Linked DNA regions of Homo sapiens: all the other regions are linked to region 1. A link is a contact called in ENCODE Hi-C or POLR2A ChIA-PET data. All regions are on one chromosome and are shown on one strand. Each heading gives the region's core, a stretch centred on a gene start or an enhancer-like site at or near the end of the contact. The rest is flanking DNA. Distances are from core to core; before and after follow the strand shown. Region 1 holds the start of PLEKHA1 (pleckstrin homology domain containing A1). Region 2 holds the start of TIAL1 (TIA1 cytotoxic granule associated RNA binding protein like 1). Region 3 overlaps CTBP2 (C-terminal binding protein 2). Region 4 has its middle 30 kb from the start of ZRANB1. Region 5 holds the start of LHPP (phospholysine phosphohistidine inorganic pyrophosphate phosphatase). Region 6 holds the start of OAT (ornithine aminotransferase).

The links. Hi-C counts contacts between places; a loop is a spot of excess contacts on that map. ChIA-PET counts read pairs that join two places held with the same protein, here RNA polymerase II (POLR2A). Pooled maps may share reads with other maps.
Region 2: a map of B cell shows a loop between it and region 1 (12-fold over the local background). The contact joins the promoter of TIAL1 here to the promoter of PLEKHA1 in region 1. A Hi-C loop is called at or near these places in 2 of 168 maps with a recorded cell type or tissue (B cell and CD4-positive, alpha-beta memory T cell) and 6 of 50 pooled maps.
Region 3: a map with no recorded cell type shows a loop between it and region 1 (16-fold over the local background). The contact joins the enhancer-like site here to the promoter of PLEKHA1 in region 1. A Hi-C loop is called at or near these places in 8 of 37 single-sample maps with no recorded cell type and 6 of 50 pooled maps.
Region 4: a loop to region 1 is called in a pooled map, with 6 times the contacts of the local background. The contact joins the enhancer-like site here to the promoter of PLEKHA1 in region 1. A Hi-C loop is called at or near these places in 4 of 168 maps with a recorded cell type or tissue (CD4-positive, alpha-beta T cell, CD8-positive, alpha-beta T cell and naive thymus-derived CD4-positive, alpha-beta T cell) and 10 of 50 pooled maps.
Region 5: a map of CD8-positive, alpha-beta T cell shows a loop between it and region 1 (11-fold over the local background). The contact joins the promoter of LHPP here to the promoter of PLEKHA1 in region 1. A Hi-C loop is called at or near these places in 3 of 168 maps with a recorded cell type or tissue (B cell, CD4-positive, alpha-beta memory T cell and CD8-positive, alpha-beta T cell), 1 of 37 single-sample maps with no recorded cell type and 6 of 50 pooled maps.
Region 6: a map of CD8-positive, alpha-beta T cell shows a loop between it and region 1 (6-fold over the local background). The contact joins the promoter of OAT here to the promoter of PLEKHA1 in region 1. A Hi-C loop is called at or near these places in 1 of 168 maps with a recorded cell type or tissue (CD8-positive, alpha-beta T cell) and 9 of 50 pooled maps. POLR2A ChIA-PET finds 5 or more read pairs at or near these places in 1 of 52 experiments (activated CD4-positive, alpha-beta T cell).

The regions. Positions count from the first base shown.
Region 1 is chr10:122,373,335-122,376,158 of GRCh38, reverse strand. PLEKHA1 (pleckstrin homology domain containing A1) reads right to left here and starts at 1,451. Exons shown (of 12, transcript NM_001001974.4): 1 at 1,353-1,451. RefSeq lists silencers at 844-1,043, 1,054-1,213, 1,234-1,303, 1,344-1,453, 1,594-1,743.
Region 2 is chr10:119,595,494-119,598,317 of GRCh38, reverse strand. It overlaps TIAL1 (TIA1 cytotoxic granule associated RNA binding protein like 1), which reads left to right and starts at 1,354. Exons shown (of 12, transcript NM_003252.4): 1 at 1,354-1,884. The coding sequence starts at 1,853. It overlaps LOC105378512 (a long non-coding RNA gene), which reads right to left and starts at 2,754. Exons shown (of 2, transcript XR_946358.3): 1 at 2,326-2,754; 2 at 1-1,704. RefSeq lists enhancers at 142-231, 127-1,124, 1,122-1,711, 1,125-2,123 and silencers at 1,722-1,831, 2,242-2,341.
Region 3 is chr10:125,063,474-125,066,297 of GRCh38, reverse strand. All of the region lies in intron 2 of CTBP2 (C-terminal binding protein 2), which reads left to right. Among named protein-coding and RNA genes, the nearest start is that of MIR4296, 32 kb to the right of the region's middle. RefSeq lists an enhancer at 2,718-2,824. Within about 2 kb of position 1,422, at least 15 of the 41 ENCODE cell types and tissues checked have a DNase peak (open chromatin) inside an H3K27ac peak, as active enhancers do.
Region 4 is chr10:124,910,471-124,913,294 of GRCh38, reverse strand. No RefSeq gene overlaps it. Among named protein-coding and RNA genes, the nearest start is that of ZRANB1, 30 kb to the left of the region's middle. Within about 2 kb of position 1,378, at least 4 of the 41 ENCODE cell types and tissues checked have a DNase peak (open chromatin) inside an H3K27ac peak, as active enhancers do.
Region 5 is chr10:124,460,336-124,463,159 of GRCh38, reverse strand. LHPP (phospholysine phosphohistidine inorganic pyrophosphate phosphatase) reads right to left here and starts at 1,337. Exons shown (of 7, transcript NM_022126.4): 1 at 1,173-1,337. The coding sequence starts at 1,297. RefSeq lists a silencer at 998-1,457.
Region 6 is chr10:124,417,482-124,420,305 of GRCh38, reverse strand. OAT (ornithine aminotransferase) reads left to right here and starts at 1,383. Exons shown (of 10, transcript NM_000274.4): 1 at 1,383-1,433. RefSeq lists an enhancer at 194-708 and silencers at 682-1,341, 1,284-1,823.

The sequences.
Region 1 (2,824 bases), core at 202-2,701:
AGTTCTTCAGATTGTGAAGAAAAACACAGTTTCACAAAACAATCACATAACTCTTACCCAAACTTTGCTGTAAATGGTTTCAGTGGCATCAAATTAACATAGAAAGTATGCAAGCTGAGTACTTGGGAAAATAAAGCAGATTGATCAGGAGTTCTAAGATGAAAGACAATGGTGTAAACCTCATAGTGCACTATTTGTTCCAGTCATTAAACACACAGGAAATAAGATTTTCTATTTAGAAAACTAACTCACAAGGGGCAATGACTTCATTAAAACAAAGAAAATCTTATTAAAACAACGATCAATTGTAAAATAAGAAAACCAGTACTGCAGAATTGGAAGGTGAAACAAACAGACGAGGAAAACGCAGAAACTGCCTGGATATTTATTTGTTCCTTGAACCTCTTCTTGTACTGCCCCCAGAGAGCAAAGGAGTTTCATTATTTATACGCCCAGACCACGGTAGATGCTCTGCGCGGGGGCACAGCCTCACCAGAATTCTACCAAAGGCGGTAAACACTATAAGCAACAGGACCGCTTTCATTATGACACACTTTCCCCTCTTTCCAGGAGGTCAATAGAAAGCATCTGAAACAAACCACAAACCACTCAAGACGGCCCCAAAGCTCTGCGGTTGGCAGCTGGCCTCGGCGTCGAAAGACCTGGGTCTGGTCGCCTCCCCGGTGCCACCTGCGTGACCTTGGGCAAGTCGCTTTCAACGCTGCCTCTGGCCACCTGCCCCGAAGGTGCGGAGGTAAATCGCGGACACCGCCCGACTTCAGGGCCCAGGGCGGAGCCGGCTTCGGCCTCGGCAAGTCCTGAAGCCAAAATGCATTAAACACCAGGAAAGGATGCCCGGGGACGCGCGCCCCGCGGGCACAGCCCTGGAGGGAGGCGCTCCGACCGGCGCCACCGGGAATCCCCGGGCAGCTGCGCGCACCGCGCCCCGAGCGGGATTTCTCGGGGGGCGGAGACGCCGAGGAGCTCGTCGGCCCCGCGACCGCCGCGGGCCTCCCGCCCTCCCCCGCCGGGCGCCGCTGAGGGCTGACGTCGGGAAAACAATCGGGGACCCACGGGAAGAAGACGCCGCCCCCTCCCGCTGCCCCAAGCCAGGGCAGGTGAGCCGGCCCGGCGGCCTCCAGGTGCTGTGGCGCGTGGCGCGGACGTGCGCAGAGGGGGCGCCGGCTCCGCACTCACCAGCACCCACCGCCCCTCTGCGGACGCCTCCCCGCTCGCCACAGCGGGAACCGCGCTCCAGCAGCCCGGCAGCCCCGCAGCCGCCGCCACCTCGCGCCTGGCCCCGTCCACCACCCCTGCTCCAGCGCGGCCGCGTTCTTCAAGCTAAACTTTACCGCGGCCTCGGCCCGGAGCACCCGCGCCGCCGCGGCCCCGGCTCCCACAGAGGCTCGGCTGCCCGGAGCGGCGTCCGCGACGGCCAGCCCGCGCACTGCGCACGCGTCCCCACGCTGCCTCAGCCCTCAGACGGCGGCTGAGATTCCGGAGCGGGCGCTCCCAGCCCGCAGAGACTACGAGTCCCGGCAGGCCCCGCGCGGGTCCCTGCGGCGTGGCGGGCCGAGTTTCTGGCGTCTTCCTGGTTCCAGCGGCGGCGGCCTCGGCGCGCCGGGGAGGCCTGCGCGCGGAGCTCTGGGCCGCCGCGCCGCGGTGCTTCCTGGTATTCGTAGTTTTTGACCACCACTGGGCTTGGCTCGGAGGTAGAACTCCGGGTTCTCTGATGTCATCGCCTAGAGCTGCGAGGAACAGGGATCTTTAAAAATAGGCTTCGTTAGTTTGCAGATAATTTGTTTGCAAGCTGTCCCATAATCGGTCCAAGTGTCACAAATTTACAGGCTGCGGTGTGACCTGGAGAAAAACGCTTTACAGCTCTGCGCGCCAATTTTTCGCTCTTCTCTCTCCCTGCAAATGTAGCTCCACTGCCTACTTACAATGGTGTTAATAGTACAGGAGGGTAAGAGAGACTTAAAGAAGGGTTAGTCGAAATTCTTTCAGCAACGGTGGAGCATAAATATGTATTCTGGTAAATATTCGTTGAGTGTTTAGCAATTTCTCGAGCACTTAACTGTGTGCCAAGTACGCGATAGGCAACCCGGCATTCATCTGAGAAAGAGACACTGTCACTGCCCTTATGGAGCCTGCAGCTTGGGGGAAACTCGTCCGCAAACTAGCAAAATCGTTCCAGATTTTAATAGAATGGCCAGACTGAGAAAGTTCAAGAGACAGTAGCGGTGGCGGGGACGGGGGGAGGCTCTTCAGAGAGAGTGGCAAGGCAAGTTCTCTGAGGATGTGATATCTGAGCTGAAACCTGAAGAATGAGAAATATTCAGACAGGCAAAGAACTGGGAAAGAATTACATGCCACGCCTTTCACAGCGCATGCCACTCTAGGCTCTTAATAAATATTTGTTCTTTTTGTGTGCTTCTTCCTTTCCTCTCCTTGCACAACCTTAGATCACATCCTATCCCCTTCAAACCCTTTAAAAAATCTTTATCAACATCTTTTAGAATATCCTTCCTATGTGAAAATGTACATGAAACAAATGTCCAGTGGTAAGACAAGCTGTACAGCTGCTAGGACAGAAGACACAACCCTGGTGACAGGCTGGAATCTATCTACTTTGCCACTTTCTTTATTTGCGAACTGGGTTAGAAGTCTGGGGGCTCAGCCTGGCCTCCTGACTTGTTTCTCTTCATGGGGCATCATACAGGATTTTGAGTTTGTCTTTATTAAAATCTTAGAGGAAGCCTACCTGTTATCTGAATCAGAGGTGTAGTGAAGAACAGCCCTAGATTTTCCTGTGTAGACTTAC
Region 2 (2,824 bases), core at 105-2,604, 2.8 Mb after region 1:
ACTGCCTGGAAGAGAAAGCTCAAATTCCTCAGCATGAAATAGATTCTTGACAACACGGTTCTACAAGGTCCTCTCTAGCTTTAGTTCCCTTCCCCCCGCTCCCGCCCGCATCCCCAGCCCATACATTTTAGCCATGGGTCCTGGCGTCTGAGCCTTTTGTTGTTCCTACGGACTCTTATGGGGCTCAACTCCTTTGCCGTGTCTCTATGAAGTCTTTCAGGTTGAAATTTCCTCCCCTGAAAATGGACAACATAAGGGCTTGCTGCATGGTTGATTCTGCTTTCAAGATTAATGTTCAGTGGCACGCATACGCACCGCCACTTGCAGAGGTCGACATGCACTTAGTACATGTCGGCAGAAGCAACTCTTAAGCCATTACTAACCGGGGCAGTTAAGTTCTGGCAATGGGCTGAAAGATCTTTCTTCATCGCCACTCTTCACTAAGCTACAAGACCAAGTACTTTCTCCTGAAGGTACTTAGAGGAGGAAAAAAGCACACCAGGAACTGTTGTGGGGGGTGAGAAGACAAATTCTACAGGGATGCAGAGCTAGTATGAACATGGCTTCCCCTATCTTCATGCAAAACTGCGTTTCTAGCCCACATGACTGATGTCTGTAAACGCAACTTTATGTTTGTGCACGTCTCTGCCCAAGGATTTTTTTTTCTTTTAACTCCAAGAATACGGGGGGAGTTGGGCAAGTCATTATAATAGGGCTCCTCTTCTTACCCCACTATCCGATGAGACATTTGATAGGGAAACCTCTGAAACTTGTAAAGCAATTTACAAGCAGGCCACCTACTTGTATTTAACAAATAGGCTAGAAATACCTATTTGTGGGAAATCGAGTCCCCAAAACACCCCAACCCCTCCGGGTCCCCGCCAGCACAGCCTCTCTTCTGACTGTCGCGCGAAGCGGCGGTTGACTAACGCGAGCCAGCCGTTCTGATGAACACAGGAGGGCCGGACGGCCCTGCTGGCTCGGACACCACGCGGAGGGAGAGTGCTGCCTGAGCCACAGTTGAAGAAACCGCTCTCGGGCTGGACGAAGGCGGAGCAGCAGCTCAGACTGGGCCAACAGAAGAGCCTTACAATGCCTGGAGCAGTCCGAGGACAGCCCCCGGCGCGAGGAACTCTGGGACTTGTAGTTCGCTTTCCCAGACAGCGCTTTTCCCCACTTGGTCTCCCCGCCTTTCAATGTCGCTTTTATTCTTCCCTTTACCTCCCAGCCCGCCGACTTCCTGGTCGTCGCACGTCCTCACGTATGACTACACTACCCAGAAGTCTCCTCTTCACGTCCCAGCGCGGGTGGGCGCCGGCGGCTCCTCTTAACCACAGGTTCCAGAAGTCCTCTGCAGAAGTGCTTCCCTCTCTCATTTCCAGGACCACAATTCCCAGAGACTTCGGCTTCACGACGTTTCTCTTTTTGCCCGATCTCTCCCGGAGCTGGCTGGGCTTCGGCCGGCCAGAGGCCCACAGCGACGACGTGATCCGTCGTGAGCGGGTCCCAGGGTTTCCTCGGCGGCCCTTTTTTCTCTCCCCTCGGTCGTCCCCCTTGCAGGCTGTCGCGGCTGGCCTGAGCGGTGACCTGGCGGGTCGCGCCTGCGCTCTGCCCTGTTTCCTGCCTGGCTGGTGGCGGCGGCCATTTTGTTCATCCTCCTCCTCCTCCTGCTCCTCCTGGTTGGAGCGCAGTGTCCGGAGCGGGCTGGGGGGAGAGAGCCCGAGAGCAGGGTTCGGTGCCTTTTCCTCTGTCCCCAGCCGGTGCCCAGAGCCCCCCTCCCCTTCCTCCCCACCCCCTCCCCTCCCCAACCCTGCCCTCCCCCTTGTCCCGGGATCGCTCCGTCGCACCCACCATGATGGAAGACGACGGGCAGCCCCGGACTCTGTGAGTACCCGAGACGAGGGGTGCCAGGCGCCAAGAGGCCCGGGCACCGCGGGACGCTAAGGGAGGGAGCAGGAGAGACTGGGCCGAAGCCGGGACTCTAGGCGGCTCCCTGACCAGGGCGGCGTGGACGCGAAGTGCATTCCTCATCTGTCCCCTTTTCCTTGGGAAGGAAATCCTCCCTTCCCCCAAACAGTCACTTCCTGGGGTCTGGGGCTTGTCTCGACCTTTTTCTCTGGCGTCCTTCTTTGCATGCCCTCCCTAGGCCGGGTTTCTGCACGGCTGAGGCTGTCAGGCCCAGGAGAACTCCTGCACCCCCTCCGCGTTGGACGCCCTGGGCTGGGCCTGGAGCTGCCGGCGCCCACGGGGGAAGGGCCTGGCGGGGGTAGGATTGGGGGTGGGCCCGGGGGTGGGCCCCGCGGGCCCTGAGGAATTAGCACTCACCCCTTCCACGTCCTCAGCTCGAGTCGCTCCCAGCTCTTCTCCCCAGCTAAGCTCTCGGAGGAAGCAGGACACTCTTTCACCACTCAAGCCCCTTCTCTCTTTATGCCCCACGTGCCCCCGCCCACGCTGTCAGAAACACCCGCCTAGCGCCCGCTACTTTTGAAGTACATAAGGGATACCTTTTGCTGCCCGAGCATCTTTCCCTTCTTGGATAAAGAAGTTTACTTTGAGCGCTCCCTACGCTAAACTGACAACCAGTTGTTAAACTCCTTTTGCTCTCTAGGTGTTGCCTCTTCCTAATCTGTTTGTGCGTCGAAAGCTTCAGAGTTGGCTAAAATTATGTCTTCATCCGCTATTTGATGTGTGTCTTCTGAACGCTTTTTCTCCTGTCTTGCTGTTGCTTTTTACCTGAAGCTCAATCTAATGAATGAATTCCATCTTCCAACCACTTAATTCTGGTTTCCTTCCTTTCCAATGAAGAGTGATGACTCAGCATTTG
Region 3 (2,824 bases), core at 173-2,672, 2.7 Mb before region 1:
TCTCTGGCTCTGCTGGGGTTAGGATTTGGGATGTGGCTTGGTAGAGGGGTGGCTGCCTGTGCCTAGCCATCGCCATGTTAACAGAAGCTGTGATGTAGGGGCTCATAGCTCACATCCCTCAGCCAAGAGCCACTGGTCACTCAGACGTTGTCCTGGGTGTTAGGACATCAGCCTGAGCATTAGAGGGAGTTCACCATCAAGAAGATGACGGCTTTTTTTTTTTGGCTAGAGTGCCATGGCACAATCAGGGCTCACTGTAACCTCTGCCTTCTGGGCTCAAGCGATCCTCCCACCTCAGCCACCTGGGTAGCTGGGATTACAGGCGCATGCCACCAAGCCAGGCTAATTTTTGTATTTTTCTTAGGACAGGGTTTCGCCATGTTGCCCAGGCTGGTCTCAAGCTATCCTAGGCTCAAGCTATCCGCCCACCTCAGCCTCCCAAAGTGTTGGGATTATAGGTGAGAGTCACCACACCCAGCCGATGATGGCATTTTTCTGATAGACTGGAAAGCCAGCTGAATGAAATAGCTAGAAGAGGACAGTGACCCTCAGCTTCTTCATATGGAGCACGAATGGATGTAAATTTAGTGGGATTTCTTTTCCACTGGGGCTGGCCACAAGAGCTGGCAGTGTGCTCCTACAGTGAGTCCCTCCTCTAACTTTACCTCCCACTTTCTCCCTCCGGCCCCCTTAGCTCTCAGCTCAGAGACCCACAAAAACAAATCCTGGGGAGCTGACTGCGCAGGATGTGGACTTGGTATTTCCCTGATACTGGCATTTGTTAGCCGGATCCTGCCTCTTCCCTTCGCCACCTCGCCTTCCCCAAAGCCCCTGCGGGCTTTGCTCTTCCTTCCCTTTATTTTGCTGAAGTTGACAGTCAGGTATGAGCTGCATTAAAATGTTGACTCATCCTTGGGTTGTTTTCAATTTTTTAAAAAGTGCACATTGAGAAAAGCACAGATTCATGTGTGCAGCACAGGAAATCATCACAAAGAGAACAAGGCTCTTGTTGGGGGCATTTGAGTTCAAGCAGAGTGCCCCAGTTGCAAGACTTCCATTTGGATCTGATGATGGCTGGACCTCCCTGGAAAGACTGGAACCTGAAGAGCCCAGTCAAAGAACAGTCTGTCAAGCAGCCCCTCCGCAACCACAGTTTTTGTGCAGAGTGGTTTGGGGAGCCCATGGAATGGGGACAGTACGATGTATTTTCTAGTGGCAAACATTTCATCATCAAGTGAGAGTTTCTTTGCTGGGCATTTCCTGTTCTGTGTGAAACAGTTGTGGTTACCTGTGGGTGTGTTTCAGATAATCATTAGAGCATATTCTCTGCTCGTTAAGCAGTAAAACCAGTGAGGTGGGGAAGCTTGTGAAACTGAAATCCCAAATATGCAAAACTTGGCAAGAAAGTAGAGAAGAGCCAGACCAGCTCTGAGCTAAGTCACCAAACCAGAAAGGTTTCATTCTTTGTCTTTTCTTCCTCTGTCTTTAACCACAAGCCTTGGGCTGAATCCCCACATCTCACTACACAGTCAGGGAAGCAGGGTCAAGGCTGACTGGGGACACTGGCGTGGCGGGAATGGGTGAAGTCTCCTGGGTGGATAGTCACCTCTCTGCCTTTTTTGAAACTAAACTTCTCTGATTTTTATTTCAAGTTGTCCTGAAGAACATGATTCTAAAACAGATTCAGAGCACGCACTCTGACTATAAATAGAACATAAGGCAAACTTGGACAATGGATTGTGGCACTTTTTTTTCATGTACCTGAAATTCTTAGAGTTGGGGCTCTCTTCCCTTGAGAAGTAGAACTGCTATTCTTCGGAGACCGATGGGTGACCTCAGCATTGTCCTCACCAAGAACGCTGTTTCCCCAGGGATTGCACCCCTCCCACCACAGTTATTTTTCTCTGAAGGCCTGAGTTTGGAAGAAGTACTTGCCTGTTCCCGTAATTATGGAAACCGGAAGGTAACTTACCTGTTTGTGCCTGGCCTAATTCAGATTAGAAAAAGATCAATCCATTGTTGTCTAATGGACAGGGGACAAATGATGAAGAAAACAGAAATAGCCCATAAAATGATAGGGATGTCCCGGCTCCCAGGCAAACTCTGGTGAAAACCGAGGAGACTATGGTGTTCCCTGAGGTATTCACCATCTAACTGTCTTCCACACCATATATATAAGCTGTTTATAAATTCTTTGTCCTGGCCAAAAATACAAAACCTACTGGCAGTGATTTATTTTTTTAATGCATTTTAAATAACTGGATTCCTATGTGGAATTGGAGTTGGATAATTAAATTACGATGGCCTCTAAAGTTGGGGTGCGGGGGGTTGAGGGCTTCAGCAGAGAGCACCCCTGGAAGGTGGCACTGCAGCCTGGGGGTGGGGGAAAACCGTGCCTGATGGAGTTGCTGCAGGGGTCCCTACACGGGGTGTCCACCCTTCTTGCCCAGACACCCTGTGGCTTTGAGAATCGCTGTGACATAGCCACGGGAGAGCTGTGTCTGCTTAATGCTTTTGTTTACTTTGGAAGTTTGTCCTACATGAATGAATTCGCAAAACTTACATTCCCCGTAAAGCTGTCACTGAGAGAAAACACAGCAATAACTCAGGTGATGTAGTTAAACCACCATTGAGTTTGCGCCATCCATGAGCTGATAAATCGTACAGCTTCATTTGGTAGGAATCAGCAATTTTATGTGGCAATTAATTTTTACTACTGTAGGGGAGCCAGAGGATGAGCATTTTACTTCGGTTTTGTGTGTGTTGAGAGAAACTTAACGGTTTTGCCACAGCAAGAAAGGATCGTGCATGAGGCCTTTCGCAC
Region 4 (2,824 bases), core at 129-2,628, 2.5 Mb before region 1:
TCTGAGAAATATTTCATTTGGAAAAAGTATCCACTGTCTTTTTGGGGTTTTTAATTTCCTTTTCTTAGAAACCTTATATTAGGCTGGGTGCAGTGGCTCATGCCTCTAATCCTAGTACTTTGGGAGGCCAAGGCAGGAGAATTGCTTGAGCCTGCGAGGTCCAGGCTGCAGTGAGCCATGATGGCACTACTGCACTACACCCTGGACAACAGAGCAGGACCCTATCTCAAAAAAAAAAAAAACCTTTGTAGTAAAGGGTAGAGACAGTATAGTTTTGTTGATAGTTTGTTCTGGCTTTCATTTCAGTTTTTCCCAAACTAACTGTAGAGTTCATAAATCCATATTGCATTTTTGTGAAAGTTTTGCATGCAAAATTGTGGATCTGTAGTTCCATTAACAGTAGAAAGCCATAAAGAGGTTTTGAGCAGGAAGGTGCCAGTATTGGAGCTGCCCACCTTTACCTGGAATGTCTGTGAGACAAATGAGGGCAGAAGTAGAAACAGGGGCAGAGAAGAGACAAGGACCTAAAACCAAAGTAGCTGTGGGAATGGAAAGGAGGGCCAAGAGTGAAATGGGAGACAGTGCAATGTTCAGAATTTGCCAGTGACTAACTCTGAGGCAGAAGAAAGAATCAAAAGTCAGAGAGTGGGCCAGGAGCAGTGGCTCATGCCTGTAATTCTAGCACTTGGGAAGGCCAAGGTGGAAGATCGCTTGAGGCCAGGAATTCAAGACCAAACTGGGCAACATAATGAGACCCCATTGCTACAAAAAATAATTTTTAACCTGCCAGGCTCAGTGGCTCACACCTGTTGTCCTGGCTACTCAGGAGACTGAGGAGGGAGAATTGCTTGAGCCCAGGAGTTCAAGGCTGCAGTGAGCTATAATCATGCCACTGCACTCCAGCTTGGGCAAGAGAGCAAGATCCTGTCACCAAAAAAAAAAAAAAAAAAAAAGTCCGTGAACTCTGAGTGACGGCAGTATGTGCAACAGTGGGACACGCAAGAGAGGAACTGGGTCAGAGGAGATGTGGACCCTTGAATCAGGAGATCCTGGACTCAGGAGGAAGGGAATGGCTGGTGGGGGAAATGCTGGTCTGAAATGTGTAGGGCAATCCTGGAGATCAACATCAGGGAGCTCTCTATGTAGAATTTAGTATGGAAGCCACAGGAGTGGGGAAGAAAGAACTACCGAAGGAAAAAAAAAGAGGAGTGGTCAGAAAGGTAGGAGATGAAGCTGGTAGTACGGTGTTCTGGAAGCCGAGGGTACAGTGAGCCTGAAGCACATGGTAATAAAAATTGTCAGATGCTACAGATTTCGAGCATTAGAACGGAGGAAAGGCCACTGGATCTGACAAACAAGAGACTCAGTGACCTTCTAGAGAACAGTTCTCAGTAGGATGGTAGGGAGAGAAGCCAAGTTTCAAAAGCTGAAGCCATGTGATTATAAACCACAAGTCCAAGACGTCTGGCAGTGAAAGGAAAGCAGGAGATATAAGACTAGATTAGGGCAGTAACAAAAATAAGGGAAAGGTTTTGTTTTCTTTTAGGTATTTATTTTAAAGAATGGGCATCTCTGAGCACTTTTATAAATGGAGGAGAGATGTAGAGGGGGTAAAAGGACTGAAATCCAGAAGGGAGGTAAAATTCAGAGCACAGTGATTTGTGTTGGCAAGCAAGAAAGCCCTATCTTCCTCAGAAACGAGGAGAGGAAGCTGTGAAAAACAGCTCTAGGGAGGTTTTGGTGGGTGAGACAGAGGTGATGGAGTGGAGTTCAAACCCTTTCTCCTCCTTGGTGAATCAAGCACAGAGTCTCCTGCTGAGGGTTGCTCTGGAAACTGGAGGAGATTCGGGACAATAGTTAGAGGGAAGCAAATCAAGAAGAATGAAAAAAGAAGAGCGACAAGAAACTGCTTTCTCCAAAAAGTCTTGGCAGTCCATAATCAGGCCTAGGACGGAAAGATCAGGCTGAGGCTGTGGAGCCCCCCGCAGAGGTGGACATATGCAGCTAAGGGAAATCGAAGGCGCTCTGCTAAAGGAAATGGTAACGGATCCAGCTTACTCAGGGTCTTTGAGGGATCTGTGCTTTTAAGTAGAAAGTGTTATAAAATGGGTGTTCCCCTCAAAAGAAATGTTAGAAATGTTCAGTTGTTACAAGAACATGTTCTCAGACGCGTTGCAGAAAATGTCATTTGTATAAACTGCAACGTATCTTCCATTCTCTGTGTATGATCAACATGATTCCCAAGTGGAAAAAACATCTTAACAGTAGAAAATGCAATGTAACAGGCTAGGTGCGGTGGCTCACTCCTGTAATCCCAGCATTTTGGGAGGCCCGGGTAGGTGGATCACCTGAGGTTAGGAGTTCGAGACCAGCCTGGTCTACATGGCAAAACCCCATGTCTACTAAAAATACAAAAAATTAGCCAGTCGTGGTGGTGGGTGCCTGTAATCCCAGCTACTCGGGTGACCGAGGCAAGAGAATTGCTTGAACCCGGGAGGCAGACGTTGCAGTGAGCCAAGATCACGCCATTGCACTCCAGCCTGGGCGACAGAGCAAGACTCTGTCTCAAAAAAAAAAAAAAAGGAAGAAAGAAAGGGAGGGAGGGAGGGAGGAAGGAAGGAAGGAAAGAAAGGAAATAAACGTATTTAATAATGTTGCCTAATCTGTATGCATGCAGTACAGGACACAGTTTTGTGGAACATAGTACCATCCTGTGACCTTCCTCTATGTCCACCACAAATCTGCCTGAAAAAAAAAATCTCTCCTGAGAGGACCAGATATGCTTGTGAAGCATCAGAGAAAATACAGCTTGTTTGACATTTCA
Region 5 (2,824 bases), core at 88-2,587, 2.1 Mb before region 1:
ATGTGGCTCACGCCTATAATCCCAGCACTTTGGGAGGCCGAGGCAGGTGGATCACCTGAGGTCAGGAGTTAGAGACCAGCCTGCCCAACATGGTGAAACCCCGTCTCTACTAAAAATACAAAAAATTAGCCGGGTGTGGTGGCACATGCCTGTAATTCCAGCTATTCAGGAGGCTGAGGCAGGAGAATCGCTTGAACCTGGGAGGCGGCGGTTGCAGTCAGCAGAGATTGCACCACTGCATTCCAGCCTGGGCAACAAGAGCAAAACTCCGTCTCAAACAAAACAAATAAAAAAAGTAACTGGGCATGATGGCGGGTGCCTGTAATCCCAGCTACTCGGGAGCCTGAAGGGGGAGAATCACTTGCACCCGGGAGGCGGAGGTTGCAGTGAGCCGAGATCGTGCCATTGCACTCCAGCCTGGGCGACAGAGCAAGACTCCATCTGAAAAGAACAAAACAAAACAAACAAAAAGTATATCATTTCAACAGGCAAACAACATAACCCATTTTCATGTTTTTATTTTACATTTTACTCACGAAGTCTGGTGTTTTTGGGGGTTTTGTTTATGAGACCGTCTCGCTCTGCAGTCCAGGCTAGAGTACAGTGGGGTGATCACAGCTCACTGTAGCCTTGACCTCCTGGGCTCAAGCGATCCTCCTGCCTCAGCCTCCCAAGTGGCTGGGCCTACAGGCGTGCACCACCACACCCGGCTAATTTTTAAATTTTTGGCAGAGACGGGGTCTCCCTATGTTGCCCAGGGTGGTCTCCAACCCCCTAGCCTCAAGCGATCCTCCCTCCTCTGCCTCTGCAAGTGCTAGAATCACAGATGCGAGCCACCGCGCCCGGCTAAGTCTTGTTAATCGGTATGCATTTTACGCTTACAGCACATCTCAATTCAGACTGGCCGCAGGTCAAGCGCTCAGCAGCGCACGTACCAGGTGGCCGCCCTGTCTGACCGCGCAGCCCTAACCAGCAGAGTCCTGGTGCTCGCCGGGGGCAACAGTGGGGTCGTCCGTGGTCAGCACTGTGCGCGCACCGGGGTGGGAAGGGGGAGACCGAGGCGGGGCCTGCGCCGCGGCCCCGCCCCCTGCCGCCCCGCCCCCTGCCGGCAGCCAGGGAGCGGGCTGAGCTTAGAGCTCGGCGGCCCCAGCGGCGTCCCGGGGCCCACTCACCTGGCCACCGCCTCCACCGAGCCGGCGATGGCCGTGCCGCCGCCCGCGCCGCTGTCGTACAGCACGCCCGAGATGTCAAGCAGCACCCCGCGCACGCCAGCCAGCCGCTTGCCCCACGGTGCCATGGCGCCCGGCCCTGCTCCTCAGCTCCGCGTCCCAACCGACGCCGGCGCCGGCGCCGCGGCCGCGCAGGGGCGCCTGGGAACTGTAGTCCCGCGGGCGGGGCAGGGCAAGAAGACCGGGTGCAAACCCGGAACTGGGGCGCGGCCTGGGCACCCCGGCGTCACTCGCCCCTGAAACGGTGTCCTTTTCGGAAGCTTTCTTCCCAGGAGATCAGCGGACAAAGAGCAGGAAAAGCAGAAAACAAGTCCCTAAGAAAGGTCAAAGGCAAATTGAGACAAGAAGGCACCTGTAGCCAGGGGCGGTGGTTCACGCCTGCAATCCCAGCACTTTGGGAGGCAGAAGCGGGCGGACAGCTTGTGCCCAGGAGTTCTAGACCAACCTAGTCAACATAGTGAGACCCTGTCTCTATTAAAGAAAGAAAGAAAAAGTACAATACAAAATTGAGGCCGGGCGTAGTGGCTTATGCCTGTAATCCCAGCACTTTGGGAGGCTGAGGCGGGTGGATCGCTTGAGATCAGGAGTTCGAGACCAGCCTGGTCAACATGGTGAAACCCCTGTCTCTACTAAAAATACAAAAATCACCTAGGTGTGGTGGCGCATGCCTGTAGTCCCAGCTACTCGGTAGGCTGAGGCGGAAGAACCGCTTGAACCTGGGAGGCGGAGGTTGCAGTGAGCCGAGATTGCACCACTGCACTCCAGCCGGGGCGACAGAGCAAGACTTTGTCTTAAAAAAAAAAAAAATTATATGCAGATAACAGCCCTGCATAGATGAGGATGCATAGGACCTGGGCTGAGAAGAAAACGGGACTATCACAATGCGTTAAACCCAGGAGGTTTTTGGATAAGCTATAAAATACCACTCGATGCTACATTATTTTTGCAATAAATACACATTGATATTAAAAGGGAGGAGTTTCCTCAATGGCCCCTCGGAACCTTTCAAGTTATTAAATAGAAACGAGAACACTTTACTTCTGGTCCAACATAGCTTTGAGCTTTCAAAGAAGAGAGGATCATATTATTTCACCATTTCTTTTCAGGCTCTTGATTCACAGAAAGGATGAGGAATTCGTTGAAATGTTATGGGGTTCAATGAATTGTGTATATTTTGTTGACATGCTTACTAGGGGAGCTGTTTACAAGTGAAATAAAATACAGTTCCTACCCTTTGGGATTTCCACTAATGGGGTTGGGGAGTAGTATACCTTATATAAGGGTTCTTAGTCGCAGACAATAGACACCACTCCAGCTAGAGGGGTTTTGTTTACATGAGGTGAAGGAGCTTACAGATGACGGGTCTAAGTCCTACACAGCCAGGAGCCATGCAGCCACGAGAAACACTTAATTTTACTACTCCATTGGGACCACTGCCCCATCACTTAGTGCAGCCCCCAGCATAGCTGCCCCCAAAAGAACAAAACATATCCACCACTGTGCCCTCCACCTGTGGCCACCCACTCACTTTCACTGTGTCTGGCTTGGTGGAACCTAGCCCACGCTGCAAAGGAGTCTGGGAAATGCAGTTTTTA
Region 6 (2,824 bases), core at 134-2,633, 2.0 Mb before region 1:
ATGACTTTGGTGACCAGATAGCCTTTCCCACACTCCTCTCTTTGGGTTCTGGAATTCTGGAAACCCCACTTGGAGGCCGTTGGGCCTAGGATGGATAATGGCCCTCGCTGGTGCATGAGACCCAGGTTATTTCTCCATCCCTTGTGGTTTACTTGCCTACATTGATTGATTGATTGGTTGATTAAGATAGATGGTCTTGCTTTGTTGCCCAGGCTGGAGTGCAGTGGTGCAGTCATAGGTCACTGCAGCCTCAACCTCCTGGGCTCAAGTGATCCTCCCACCTCAGCCTTTGGAGTAGCTGGGAACATAGGTGTGCCACCACACCAGATTAATTTTTATTTTTTTTTGTGGAGACGGGGTCTCACTGTGTCGCCCAGGCTGGTCTGGAACTCCTGGGATCAAGCAATCCTCCTGCCTCGGTCTGCCAAAGTGCTGGGATTACAGGCATGAACCACGGGCCCCCACCACCACGTTTTAGGAAATGTTCACATTGGAGTGTGCCCTCTGTTTCCAGCTGGGCCCCCGACTGGTCATTGTGGTCTAATGGAGTGTGGTGCCGGCAGCTGCCAGCGCCTGCCCTCTGAGAGGGGTGGCGAGGGGCACACAGGACCAGACTGCCCCTACTGTTGGATGACTGGGTAAGTCGCTTTCCTTCTCTGGGTCTCTGTTTTCCAATATTTAACATCTTGTTGTGGGCTAAGTGAAGTCCAAGTCCCTTCCGATTCTAACATGAGGTTGTCCCGGAATATCTATTTTGTGTTCTGAATTTAATAACCGGCTGTGGAGGGCACCACAGGCAAATCTGTACTGTGAGTGGGTTGCTGCCACTCAATTATCTGACAGCAGCTGCGAACAGGTGGGCAGTGTGTTTTCCATAGGCAGCGACGACTTTTGGAGGTGGATTCAGAGGCACAACTAAGCCGCGCGGCGCATCAGGGTTCAAGGGCATGGGGCTCCCGCAGCTGTGGCTGGGGCAGAGCTGGGGCTGGTCCCTCCCTCCAGGAGCACAGGGCGGGCGGTCCAGCCTCACGTCTCTCGGCCTCCAGCCACACCCGGCCCGCGCAGTGGGGGGCCCAACAGACTTTTCCTTTTCGGGCCTCAGTCTTCTCGTCAGCAAGGGCGGACAAGGACTCTTCTCGTCCCGCCAGAGGAGGCGACCGAGGGGCCTGAGCTCAGGTACAGGCCGGCGGGCTCAGGAGGCGCGAGCGCGGATCGAATCCGCGGGAGGAGCAAAGATCCTTGATGCGCGGCCGGAGGGCGGGGCGGAGGACGGGACCCACGCGATTGGTATCCTGCCCTCCGCCCCAGCCAATGAGCGGCGAGGGTGTCTTGGGGGCGGGGCAGAATCAGCCTTTAAGTTGCAGTGACTCTCCGGCGTCACTGTTGCGCTTCATAGACGCCGCGTGTACCCGGTTGTCCTCAGGCGCTGTCAGGTACCGTCTGGGCGCCGCTGTCCTGGGGCTCTGGTTCGGGCCCTGGCCGGGGTTCCCTGACAGCGGCGGGGGAGGCGGGCGGGCGCGGGGTGGCCGCGGCCCGGGTTCGGGGGATGCTGGCTGAGGGGGCGCGCTGGGCCTCGGCCGGGGAACGAGCCCCGCTTCAGCGGCCCGTTTACTCTGCGGGCGGCTCGGACCCGGGCGCCCTGGAGTCTCCGGCCGGCGCGCAGCTTCAGGGGGCAGGGGCGTGGCGACCCACGGCTTGCAGGCCGGAGTCCTGGTTCCAGCCCAGAGCGGCCGACGGGCGGGCGGCAGGGAGAGGCTGAGGATGTGGCAGCCCCGCCTGCCAGACCGGGCGGAGCCGCCGCCCCCTGCGCTCGCGGCCTGTGGAGGCCAGGACTCGGCCCACCCGGCCCAGAGACCCCGAGGCGCCCCGGGGTTCCGGGTAGGAGGCCTTTGGGCACCCTTGGTTCCTGGGGTTGGCGGGGAGGCTGCGTTCTGGGGACGGGGGAGCTGTGCAGTAAACCGGTGGCCCTGGTCACGCGGCGGGGGCGCTGATGCAGCCTTGGAGGGCTGGGTCCTCCCGGCCTGCTCCTGCGCCCTGCAGATCGGCCTGCCCATCGCTCCCCTCTTCCAGCCTATGATTTTTTTTCTCCAGCCTCTGTCGAAATAAAGAAAATTACGGAAGCAGAACCTTCCTTACAGTAACGTGCAGGTTAATTAGATGGTGGGGGATGGGGGGGCAACAGGACTTTCAGCATGAAAACCTCCCGTTGGGGGCTTTTTGCAAACCCTGCTGAGCATCAGTAAATGGGCCTGGCCAGTGCGTTTCCTCGATCGCCTTCCCGGGCGGGACGGGAGGGGTCATTGTCCGCCCTTTGCTGGCGAGAGGACTGAGGCCCGAAGTCACCTGGGCACTCGCCCTGTGACCCACCGTCTCCTTTTGTCACTCTACATCTTACCTTTTCGGTGTTCAGTTTTACCTCTTAGATAAATTACGGTGATAAATTAAGGGCGAACAGACAGTGACTTTGGAATGAAGTGGCTTTACCTTAAGAAATGACTAATGTTCAGTTTCCAAATTCTAAATTTCTCCTTCTGGGATTGAAAGGGTTTCTGTGGATAAGCTAGTTCTTTCAGTTAACCCCGGAACTGTTCTTTAGATTGTAATCAATCGCTCTTAGCCATGTGAAATAACAATAGACTCCTTTCATTAGAATATCCTGGTTCTGTCTTTAGATGAATCTTTTCATAAAAACGAGCGTTAAATTAAAAAGCTTATTTTTAGCCCGGCACGGTGGCTCACACCTGTGTAATCCCAGTATTATGGGAGGCCCAGGCAGGCGGATCACCTGAGGCCAGGAGTTTGAGACTAGCCTGGCCAACATGGT